2 separate regions of the Homo sapiens genome follow, and region 2 is linked to region 1. Evidence: chromatin contacts called from ENCODE Hi-C data. All regions are on one chromosome and are shown on one strand. Each heading gives the region's core, a stretch centred on a gene start or an enhancer-like site at or near the end of the contact. The rest is flanking DNA. Distances are from core to core; before and after follow the strand shown.

The links. A loop is a pair of places that touch in the nucleus more often than their neighbours do. Pooled maps may share reads with other maps.
Region 2: a loop to region 1 is called in a map with no recorded cell type, with 8 times the contacts of the local background. The contact joins two enhancer-like sites. A Hi-C loop is called at or near these places in 3 of 37 single-sample maps with no recorded cell type and 3 of 50 pooled maps.

The regions. Positions count from the first base shown.
Region 1 is chr17:34,377,348-34,383,616 of GRCh38, forward strand. No RefSeq gene overlaps it. Among named protein-coding and RNA genes, the nearest start is that of CCL1, 17 kb to the left of the region's middle. Within about 2 kb of position 1,449, at least 3 of the 41 ENCODE cell types and tissues checked have a DNase peak (open chromatin) inside an H3K27ac peak, as active enhancers do.
Region 2 is chr17:35,338,099-35,344,223 of GRCh38, forward strand. It overlaps the pseudogene LOC101060119. Among named protein-coding and RNA genes, the nearest start is that of SLFN11, 32 kb to the right of the region's middle. Within about 2 kb of position 3,678, at least 3 of the 41 ENCODE cell types and tissues checked have a DNase peak (open chromatin) inside an H3K27ac peak, as active enhancers do.

The DNA.
Region 1 (6,269 bases), core at 199-2,698:
GTAGTACCTCATGAAATGTAGCTAGTAAAAGCTAACTCACACTAACCAATTCTGTCTCAAAACCTCTTCTCCCAAAGCTATAAATTCAGTAGGTTTATTTTCTGCCCTCCGAGTTATCATATGTGACAGTTTTACCAAATGTTTCACTACAGCATTCCATAGGTTGCCATTTCTCTAGCCCCTATAATAATTTCTCTGCTGTCTGCCACCCAGCTGCAAAGCCAAATCTGTACATCTTATCCTTTGGTTAGAGCAATTTCTCTCTTCTAGGTATTAATTTCTGTATCGGCCAGCTTTTGCTGCAGCAACAAGCAACCCCAAAATATCTGTGGCTGATAACAAGAAACATTTCTCTTTTTTGCTCTTAAGTCTGCGGGCCAACTGCAGCCCTTCATTAAGCTGTGGGTCATGTCAGTCTTTGTCACAAGTCTTCCCAATTCCAGGGTCCAGCTAAAGGAACAGCTCTTGCTCAGGACAGGACATTCTACTGGCAGAGGGTCCAAGAGAAAGAGGATTATCAGAAACTTGCAATGCTTTCAAAGCTTCTGCTGGGATCTGGCATGTCATATCTGCTAACATTCTTTTTTTTTTTTCTGAGACAGTCTCACTGTGTCACCCAGGCTGGAGTGCAGTGGCGCGATCTCAGCTCACTGCAAGCTCCACCTCCCGGGTTCACACCATTCTCCTGCCTCAGCCTCCTGAGTAACTGGGACTACAGGCACCCGCCACAACACCCGGCTAATTTTTTGTATTTTTAGTAGAGACAGGTTTTCACCGTGTTAGCCAGGATGGTCTCGATCTCCTGACCTCATGATCCGCCCGCCTCGGCCTCCCAAAGTGCTGGGATTACAGGCCTGAGCCACCGTGCCTGGCCCATATCTGCTAACAGTCTATTGGCTCAAGGGAGGTACATGGCCAACCTCAAAGTCAACGGTGTGAAGAAATACATTCTAAACCCTTTTAAATGAGAATAGAGCCTCCTGCAGATTTGAAGGAGCTCTTGATATGTTCTTATATTAATCCTTTTGGTATGTGTATTGCAACATAATCTCCCATTTGTAACTTGTTTTTAAGTTGTCTCCTTAAAAAGTATGTTAATATTTTTATTGAAAAGATGTATAGGTTTAACAAATTGTAGTAGCTCCACTATCCAGACAACCATTTTCATTTTTATTGACCTTCTAGTCCCTGTACACATTAAACAAACTCCACCCCAGAGTTACATACTATAATGAGTAACTCAATGCAATTATCAATTTCTACAACATGCAATGCTACCCTAAGAACTGCCGCAAATTTTAAGTCCAGAAGATAAAGAAACAGAAACTTAGCAAAAGATAAATATTTACAAATACAGTGTAGAAAACTGCAAAATATTTCAACAGTTTTAAAAAATGCTTTCTTTCAGGCAGACTCCAGGGACAACAGTGAGCAGGGAACCGCGGACAGTCTCCAGATCTCAGAAAGAGGAACTTGAGCAAAAACGAAACAGAAAAAAAAAAAAACAAGAAAAACTATTCTTTCGAAACCTTCCAGCCACCTCAAAGTGAGACCCGTAAGCAAACAGGTATACTTCAGAAGTCTCTAATTCTCATTAGTTGACTTTCAGTAATCGATGTTGGCCCCATGCAGATGTTTTAAATCACTAACACAAACATTGCTGTCTTTGGTATTCTTGCAGTGTTTTCATTTATGAGAAAACCTGCAGAAGAAACTGCTTGAACCAAAGCAAAGTAGCAAGGAAACAGGTTACTATATAATCAGAAGGCCCTAAGAAAGGTAGCAGCAGGTCATATAATTACCTCCTTGTGGATAAAATCCCTGTCCTCAAACTACGCAACCTACTACCTGTACTTCTTCCTTAGGAACCAATTTTTTCTTGCCAGTCTTCTACTTGGCAGATGCCCTTTAAAGAAACCTGTGAAATTAAGCCACCTTTTTTGATTTTTTTTTCCAAATTCAAACCAGTTAGAATTGTTTCACAGATGCTTTTAAAAAGTTATTGGCCATATGATGTTCATCAAAACCACAAATGCATTTGCTTAAAACCAAACTTCAAATAAGTTAGGAAGGGGCGAAAGTAATTCAATTACATTAGAAGATGCAAACCAGTAGTCTAAGCCTCAGCCCACCATATATTGTTGGAGCACATATTTTATTGAAAGCGTTTAATCTTCAAAATTCAAACATCAAATCTCATAAAATCTCCGGCCTTCCTTGATCAATTAGAAAAGTAGATGACACAATGTAACTCCTGCTTGCTGCCTATCACCTGGAGCAAATTAACACCCTGCCTGTCCCCTTTAGATGCCATGCGTTTTCTAGTCATAGTCAGCTCCTCCTGGGACTCTGAAGGTATTTCAGCTTTTCAGTTTTTGACCCCTGAATTATAGTAAATGGAAGCAAATTCTGATCATGATTTTTGTCAACATTAAAAACAAGCTTTTTGAAACTGTCACTCTCTCCGCAATGGTACTTTTAAGTATTTTTACAAAATGTACCCATTCTCCATAATTTGGTCCACTTACTCCGCCTGGCTATTAAGGCTGTAAAATGGACCCTTATGTAATTAATGAAACATGTAAATTCATTTTTCTCCAGGCCTTACTTAGTTAATTAGTTAGAAAAAGATAAGTTTCCAACTGCAGAGTAGTAGTAATATCTACAGTGGAGACACATGTCAGAAAACCACAAAATTCCTGTGAATGAAAGAATGACTGTACTTGCCTCATGTTCTGCAGGCAAGTTATGCATGTTGTCAGTTTAACTAAGATTATGCCAAAGAGAATTTCGTGAACATTCTCACTTTTCTTTGGCATACACCGAAAGGCAACAAATGTAAGTTTGTTTTTTTTTTCCCCAATGTTTACGCAATTTGGAACAAAGACCAATTATCAATGTAGGTGCCCTACCATACGTCTGGGAATACATAAAAAGCACAAATGTGGTCCAGGATACATCACTTTTTTTGGGCCCACCCAAGGGAGAGTTTGATGTTTCCTCTTACGTAAAGTTACTGTTGTCAATGGCACTGCACTAGATATTAACATTCAAGATAAATGAAAATATTTGTGAGGTGGTAACCTTTTCCTCACCTTCACACTTTGCCCCTTTTCCCTCTTGTCCCAAAATAAAATAAACAGCAAACACTTAAAACAGGGAGCTTTTAGCCTTGCTTGGCTATAAGGCACAAGGTAGAATATGGTTTGGCTATTGGAAGAAAGCTGAAACATGGACCTTTCACAGGTATTAAAATTCAAGGTAACCTTTTTAGCATTTTGCTTCTATTTTATTTAAAGCAACAAATTATAGATGTCTCATCTGACATTTTCAAGTAATTCCCCCTTTGTGAATAAAGGACCACTTCAAGTTTAGGGAGCAAAGTTCAGAGCTTAGCGACTTACCAGGGAGCAAGGGTAGAGCGCAGAGCCCATGTCTCCTTTTCCAGGCTGGTGGCGAAACTGCCTAAATCAGCACAGCAATGCGGCAGTGCTCACAGCATTCTCCAATGCCATCCAAAACCAAACTGGGAATGAATCATAACAGACATGACTTTCTTTCAGCTTAGAGAGTGCTCTTCAATTTGTATTTACCTTTACCCCTCAGAACCTCACCTTGGACACAGATATCAGGATGTAAGGCAGTGAACCCACTGACAATTCCAAAGGGACCTAGTCCCCTATTAAGATTTCTCGAGGAGTCCTTACTTTCTCCACTCTTTGAGATTGTTGCTTAATTTCAAATTTCTGAAATATACCATATGTGAAAATTGTAAATGTTAAATCACTGCATCTATTGTACTACAGTTGAACAGAGAAAATTAACAACTGATAAACTGTAAATACAAAAGAATGTCAAAATTTATTACTCTGAGTTTTAATATCATCTAGATAAAAACAAACAAAATAATGTAGCAAGCCTACTCCTCAGTCAAGTTGTCGTTTTATGAAAGAAAAATCAATTTTAATACACATGTATCAATCTCTTATTTTATAGTCAAAACTCCTCTGTCTTAAGACACAAGGTTAAATTGTCACCCTTAGCAAACTAACACAGGAACAGAAAACCAAACACCGCATGTTCTCACTCATAAGTGGGAGTTGAACAATGAGAACACATGGACACGGGGAGGGGAACATCACACACAGGGGTCGGGGGAAAGGGGAGGAAGAGAGCATTAGGACAAATATCTAATGCATGCGGGGATTAAAACCTAGATGATGGATTGATAGGGGCAGCAAACCACCATGGCACATGTATACCTATGTAACAAACCTGCACATTCTGCACAAGTATCTCAGAACTTAAAGTATAAATAAATAAATAAATAAATAAATAAACACATATATATATTTAAAAGTTTTAAAACTAAAAAAAACCCCTATTCTCCAATATTTAAAAAATATTTCTATTAATATTTTCTATTAAAAATTTTAAAGACTTTTTAAACATTTAACCATGTGGAGTTGATTTTTATATATCATGTAATGTAAGGATCCAATTTAATTTATTTGATAGGGATTACCATTTTTCCAGGCCTAATTTTTGAATGGTCTCTCCTTTCCCCATTAATCTGACACACAAACCATATCATATAACATAGCTTTATACATACGTGCTTTTGTTCCTGGACTTTTGTATATCATTTTATTGGTCAGCTTGTGTATCGCTGCATTGACGTACAACTCATAACAAGTTGTGGTATCTGGTAACGTAAATCCCCTCTGGGATTTTTTTTGTTTTAACTGGAAGTGTCTGTCTATTTTTACCCTTTTGTTCTTTTTTTTTGAGACGGAGTTTTGCTCTTATTCCCCAAGCTGGAGTGCAGTGGTGCGATCTTGGCTCACTGCAACCTCTGCCTTCCGGTTTCAAGCGATTCTCCTGCCTCGGCCTCCCAAGTAGCCAGGGTTACAGGCGCCTGCAACCATGCCTAATTTTTGTATTTTTAGTAGAGGTTTCACCATGTTGGCCAGGCTGGTCTCGAACTCATGACCTCGTGATCTGCCCGCCTCTACCTCCCAAAGTACTGGGATTACAGGCATGAGCCACCACACCTGGCCCCTTTTATTCTTCTTTAAAATTTTTTTAGCCATTTCATCAAGTTCCAGGAAACACTCTGTTGGGCACCAAGCTATGCTGTTACTATATACTGGCTTATTGAACCCCAACAGTTACCCAGTGAAGGTCAATATTATTCTCCCCATACTATAGATGAGGTGCACAGAATAGACTGGCTCCACAGCTTCAAAGTAGAAGCTCCAAGATTCAAACCCAGGCATGTCTGACTTGAGAGCCCCTGTCATGCCCACATCACACAGTTTGGGTTGGCATGTGCCCAGCTAGGAGATGCTGAGTCAATCCTGCCCTCTGGGACCCACAGAAAGGGGAGGTTGTCAAAGGTCTCATGGAACAGCTGGTGTTTCCTGTCATTGTTCTGCATGCCTCCCTGTCCCCAGTTCAGCCATGCAGCGCCGGGGGTGGGAGTGGGACGCCTGAGCCCACAGAACCTGGTAGGTCTGCAGAGTCACTAGCGGTGTATGTCTGTCACTTTGCTGAGGATTCCTAGCGACAGCAGAAACCATGCAGGCTGCGTTTGAGGCAGCTCATTTTCGCTAATTAAGGAAAACAACAGCAAACAGAAGCCTGACATCTGGAGGTGATTCATAGTCTAAGAAAAGGGCAGTTAGTTGGTCTCCACAGTAGAGGAGTCTCTCTCTCTTTCTCTTTCTCTCTCTCTCTCTCTATCTCTGTCTCTCTCTTTCCTCCTCACCCCCTGCACCTTAGGACTGGGGAGATGAGTACATGTGAGTACCTACAGTTCTTGAAAGAGAAGAATATCATCTTATTACTCCCCTTACATACAATGAAACAAAGATGGTTAAATAACTGGCCAAGTGATTCCATTTCTCTATCCCCTTGGTAGAGGATGTCATATTAAGGCAGCTCATTTGCAAAGTTGTCATGAGCAATGAGAGCTTGTAGTTAGAGCAGTGGCTCTCAGTACTGTGCCAGCAGCTTCCGCATTAGCTGGGAACTTGTTAGAAAGGCCAATTCTTGGGCCCTACTGAGCCTTAAAGTTTTGGGATGAGGCCCAGTAATCTCTTTAACAAGTCCTCCACCCCGAGTGATTCTGATGCTTCTCACATTTGAGAGCCACTGATAGAGGGGATCTTCCACAGCACCTGACAGAGCGAATTCTCAATCAATGGTAACTATTTGGGCCAGAGCTCAAAATGCTCATTCATGAAAAGCCAAAGTCTCAGCCTCTG
Region 2 (6,125 bases), core at 2,428-4,927, 960 kb after region 1:
GATGGTCTTTATATCAGGCCTGGGTATGACTCCTTTGGAGATATTTGAATTAAAAATACAAGTTATCACACATACACACACATTATACAACAGTGAAATAAATAGTAACAGAATAACATTTAATAATCCTCTCATTTGATAGGCCAGGAGTGATGGCTTATGCCTATAATCTCAGCACTTTGGGAGGCCAAGGCAGATGGATCCCTTGAGTATGGGAGGTTGAGACCAGCCTGGGCAACATGGTGAAACCTCATCTCTAAAAAAAAATTACAAAAAGTATCAGGCATGGTTGTGTATGCCTGTGATCGCAGCTACTCAGGAAGCTGAGGTGGGATGGCTATTGCACAATGGCAATCCAGCCTGGGCGACAGAGTGAGACCCTGTCTCAAAAAAAAAAAAATCACCTCTCATTTGGGAAGGGGAAGAATGGGAGGCACAGAATAGTCCCTGGTCCCTAGAAATTTTGAAATGCTGTTGGGCAGACACTCTGAGGCACTGTTACCCAGGGGTGGGGACTATTCCCTGTGGTTCTGATTCTAGTCAGTGGTTGCCCATGGTGTTTTCCTCCATTTCACTCTAGCCTTACTGAGGTATGATTGACAAATAAAATTGTATATATTCACAGTGTACAACATGATGTTTTGATACATTTATACATTGTGGAATGATTAAACTCAGCTAATTAATGTATCTGTCACCTCACATAGGTATGTTTTGTGATAAGAACAATTGAGTTCTACTCTCTTGGGAATTTTTAAATATACAATACATTGTTATTCCTTGTAGTTGCCATGCTGTACAATAGATCTCCAGAACTTATTCATTTTGTCTAACTGAAACTTTTTACCATTTGACCAACATTTCCCCATGTTCCGACCTCTGCCCACCATCCAGCCCCTGGCATTCTTTCTTTGCTTCTATGAATTCGACTTTTTTAGATTCCACATATAAGTGGAATCATGTAGTAGTTGTCCTTCTGTGGCTGGCTTATTTCACTTAGCATAATGTCCTCCAGGTTCATCCACCTTGTTGCAGATGACAGAATTTTCTTCTTTTCTAAGTCTGAATAGTATTCCCGTGTGTGTGTGTGTGTGTGTGTGTGTGTGTGTCTTACTTTCTTTAATCACACATGCATCAATGGACAGTTTTGGTTAATTCCATATCTTGGCAATTATTAATAATACTACAACAAACATGAGATTGTAGATACTTCATTGATCTACTGATTTCATATCTTTCAGACATATACCCAGAAATAGGATTGCTGCATCATATGATAGCTATGTTTATTTTTAATTTTTTTTAGAAATTAGATTTCACTCTGTTGCCCAGGCTAGAGTGCAGTGGTGGCATCCTAGATCACTGCAGCCTCAACCTCGTGAGCCCAAGTGATCCTCCCGCCTCAGCCTACAGAGCAGCTGGGAACACAGGCTCATGCCACCATGCCCAGGTAATTTTTAAAAATGTTTTGTAGAGATAAGGTCTTGTTGTGTTGCCCAGGCTGGTCTCAGATTCCTGGCTTCAAGTGGTCTCCCTGCCTTAGCTTCCGAAAGTGCTGGGATTACAGGTGTGAATCACTTAGCCTGGCATATTTTTAATTTTTTGAGGAACTGCCATATTGTTTTCTCTAATGGCTGCACTAATTTAAGTTCCCACCAACAGTGTGCAGATACTCCCTTTTCTCCACATCCTTGCCAACACTTATCTTTTGTCTTTTTAGTAATAGCTGCATGAGTATGAGATGAGATGATACCTCTTTGTACTTTTAATTAATATTTCCTTCATTATTAGTAATATTGAACACTTTTTCATATACCTATTGGCCATTGAAATGTCTTCTTTTGAGAAATGTCTACTCAGATACTTTGCTCATTTTTAAATTAAATTATTTGTTTCCTTGCTATTGAATTGTTTGAGTTCTTTTTATATTTTAGATACTAACCCCTTATTAGATGTATGGTTTGCAAATATTTTCTCTCCTTCTGTAGGTTGTCTCCATTCCTTTGATAATTTCCTTTGCTGTGCAAAAGCTTTTTGTTTTATGTCATTCATTTGTCTTTTTTTGCTTTTGTTGCCTGTACTTTTGGGGTCATATTCCAAACATTCATTGCCAAGACCAACATCAATAAATCACCCTTTGGGTTTTCTGCCAGTGGTTTTATAGTTTCAGCTTTTACATGTAAGTCCTTAATCAATTTCGGGTTTATTTTTATGTGGTATGAGATAAGGACCCAATTTCATTCTTCTGCATTGGATATCCAGTTTTCCCAACACTATTTATTGGAAAGAGTATCCTTTCACCATGTATGTTCAAGGTAACTTTCTCAAGGTTGCTTGGCCTATGAACGTATATATTTATCTCTGGGATCTCTATTCTGTTTCATTGGTCTATATGACTCTCTTTATGCCAGTACGATGCTGTTTTGATTACTATAGCTTTGTGCTACATTTTGAAATCAGGTAGTGTAAAGTCTCCTGCTTTGTTCTTCTTACTCAAGATTGCTTAGGCTATTTGGGATCTTTTGTGGTTCCATAGAAATTTTAAGACTGTTTTTCTATTTCTGTGGAAAATGTCCTTGGAATTTTGATAGAAATTGTAGTGAACCTGTAGTTCACTTTGGGTAGAATAAACATTTCAACAATATTAATTCTTCCAATCCATGAACATGGGATATCATTTCATTTATTAGTGTCGTCTTCAATTTCTTTCATCAATGTTTTATAATTTTTAATGTGCAGATCTTTCACTCCCTTTGTTCAACTTATTGCTAAGTATTTTTTTTGTAGCTATTGTAAATGGGATTGTTTTCTTGATTTCTTTTCTTTCCTTTTTTTTTTTGTGTTTTTTTTTTTTGTTTTGTTTTTTTGAGACAGAGTCTCATTTTGTTACCCAAGCTGGAGTGCAGTGGCTTGATCTTGACTCACTGCAACTTCCACCTCTTGGGTTCAAGTGATTCTCCCACCTCAACCTCCCGAGTAGGTGGGATTACAGGTGTCCACCACCATGCCCAGCAAATTTTTGTATTTTTAGTACAGACAGCATTTTACCATGTTGGCTAGGCTGGTCTCAAACTCCTGACCTCAAGTGATCCACCCTCCACAGCCTCCCAAAGTGCTGGGATTATAGGTGTGAGCCACCACGCCTGGCTGATTTCTATTTTGCATAGTTGTTATCGGACAGAAACACTGCTGATTTTTGCATTTCTAGTTTTGTACCTTGTAACTTTACCAAATGTGTTAATTAGTTCTAACAGTTCCTGTGGAGTTTTTAGGGTTTTCTTGTAGGGAGACCCCCTGAAACTATTGCTACAGAATAAAAGATGAAATGCTCCTGATTATTATAAATACAAAATTGCATGCAGGATTGTGTAAAGACAATGCAAGGTTGGGCTGCCTGAATGAGCCAACAGCACATGATGTGCTTCCTCCTGCAGAGAGCCTATAAACGGATGTGCAGTCAGGGAGGTTTCACATCACCAATATTCTTATCCCAGAAAAGCAGATGTTCACAGCTCTGGGAATGGAATGCGACCCTTGTGGAGAGCCTATAAATGGACGCATGAGGGGCGGCCATTCATATGTATAAAATAGGGTTTTAAATGCCCTTATCTTGCCATGGCTCTTCTAGGTCTCTTTAGGGTTAAGGCATACTCCCTTCTGAGAATTTGTGGTCTCACCGGTTGTCTAGTTTCACATCCTGTTTCCATCAATTGTTTGCAACCAGCTTTTGCTGCAACTGTTACTGCTGATTAATATCTTGCTAAACATAGGTTATGGATAGACTGTGTTTCTGTTTTAAGGCTCTGTTAAAAATCACTGACACACACACTGTATTGTAAATTCTTATCTCTGTATTCTGCACTTCTGCATACAGATGTTATGTTAAAGAATTACTTCATCCCCATGTGACCATCTCACCTCATAATCAAAGACCCTAAATCCCTCACTAACCTACCCCCACCCTCACTAAACTTAATAATAAATGCTGCTATATCCAGTGCATTCGTGGCATCACAAGACCAGAAGGCGGTGACCCCCCTGGACCCAGCTTTCACTATCTCGCATGTGTCTTTTATTTCTTGACCTGCCGATCCACCTGGGAACAAAGAAAGAGCCCCGTTGGATTGCAGGCTGCTGGTCAGATCCCACAATATTTTCCGTATATAATATCATGACATCTGCAAACACAGATAATTTTATTTTGTCCTTTCCAATTTGGGTGCCTTTTATTTCTTTTTCTTGCCTAATTGCTCTGGCTAAGAATTCAGTATCTCTTGAATAGAACCCATGGTTCCTGATTTCACTCTCAAGAGGGTGTCATTATCTTTTTCCACTTTTTTTTTTTTTTTTTTTTGAGATGGAGTCTCACTCTGTTGCCCTTCTTCCACTTTTAAAGTGGAAAGTTTCCCTTTTCTATTATTTTCTTCAACCACATTTAAAGCAGGAACTGGGGACTGTACCTTCCTTTAGAACTAACCAGCTTTCTCAACCTACTGCTTGCCCAAAGAATGTTGGAGTCCAAGGGTTGTGTTTAGTCTGAAAGCATCACAGTTTTTGCTTTCTGGATTTTAAAAATCTAGGTATGGCTCCTTGGCAATTTAACTTTCTCAAAAACTTCTTGTTGTTTTTCTAAATCTATACGGTCCCAGTTAACTCTGTGTGCTAATACAATTCAGTATTTTTGAGATGTGCTTCTCTCTTTAGATTTAATTATATTACCTTGAATTAGCAGGCTTTCATCAGAAAGCAATGCACTCAAGCTCTTTTCTCTGAGCAATTTTGTCTGAAAGGATTTATTGGCTGACATCTTAGTTGATTCAGAGGTTTCCACCATAGGTTTAATAGCTACTTATTAACTGCCTCTTTGCCAAAGACTGAGTTTGAATTTCTGTCTTTGTTACCCAAAGACATTCTCAGATTTTTTATTAGTTGAAGAAGAGAAATATTTGCAACTTCTTATTCTAAAAGTCCAAAAATGTGTAGACCATTTTCTTCCCTTCCTGCTTGCAAAGAGTTTAGTGCTTTTCCAAGCACATTTTTCCTCCCACCTTTTGTATTACCCTACCTAGTAGCGATCAAACTATATTACTAGCATCTGTTTCCTTACTTCTTCACTCAAATCCACAGGCTCATTTAATACATTATCTTCATTCTAAGTTATTAAAGGTGACTGTTTTGTCCAGTCTTTCACTGCTACAAAACAGGGGTTGACATTTTCCCAGCCTCCAATAATATTTTCTTCATTGCCCATCACTCAGCCCTGGAACCAAAGCCACAATTTAAATTATTTTGTTATGCAGCATCCCACTCTAAGCACCAATTTCTGTACAAATCAGAACTAGCCAGATTTTGCTGTGGTAACAAATTATCCCCAAAGTTTCCATGACTGTTTAAAAATAACAAATGTTAATTTCTTTCTTAAACTATATGTCTGTTGTGGATCCCATTTGGCTCTACTCTTCATTGTTTTCATTCCAGGACCCAGACAAAGCAGCCAAATCTGGGTCATTGCCTATCTTATACCAGAAGGGAAAAAGAACATGGCAGAAACACTCAATGACTCTTAAGAGTTCTTCTTGGAAGTAACACACGTTATGCCTGCTTATACTTCATTGATCATAACAAGTCACATTGCCAAGCCTGAGACCAATGGGGCACAGAATATGATCTACTTCTGGGTAGGGATATCAACCTTATCAAACAATATTTCAATTTATCACACCATCTTTTGCTCCAAGATGACTGTACCAGATTCTGGCATCTTGTCAACATTTCAGCCAGCAGAAAAGAATTCACACTCTTTTCACGAGCACAATATGAAAATTATACACATTACCTTCCAATATTCCATTGGCCAGGCCTTGGGAACAAGCCATATCTATCTGCTTTGGAGCATGGGAAATACAGTTTGTGGTTTTTTGTTTTGGGGTATTTTTTTGTGTGTCTATCTTCCCCACTACCCCCAAAACCATACAGTTCTTACCTGGGCATCCCTATAGTGGGTTTTTTGTTTTGTTCTGTTTTTCTTTTTAATGTGGTCCAATAATTGTGTCTTACTTGGAATTTAGTCTCAACACTATTGAATAAATAACAAAAATCCAGTCTCCACTATAGGCTCTGCACAG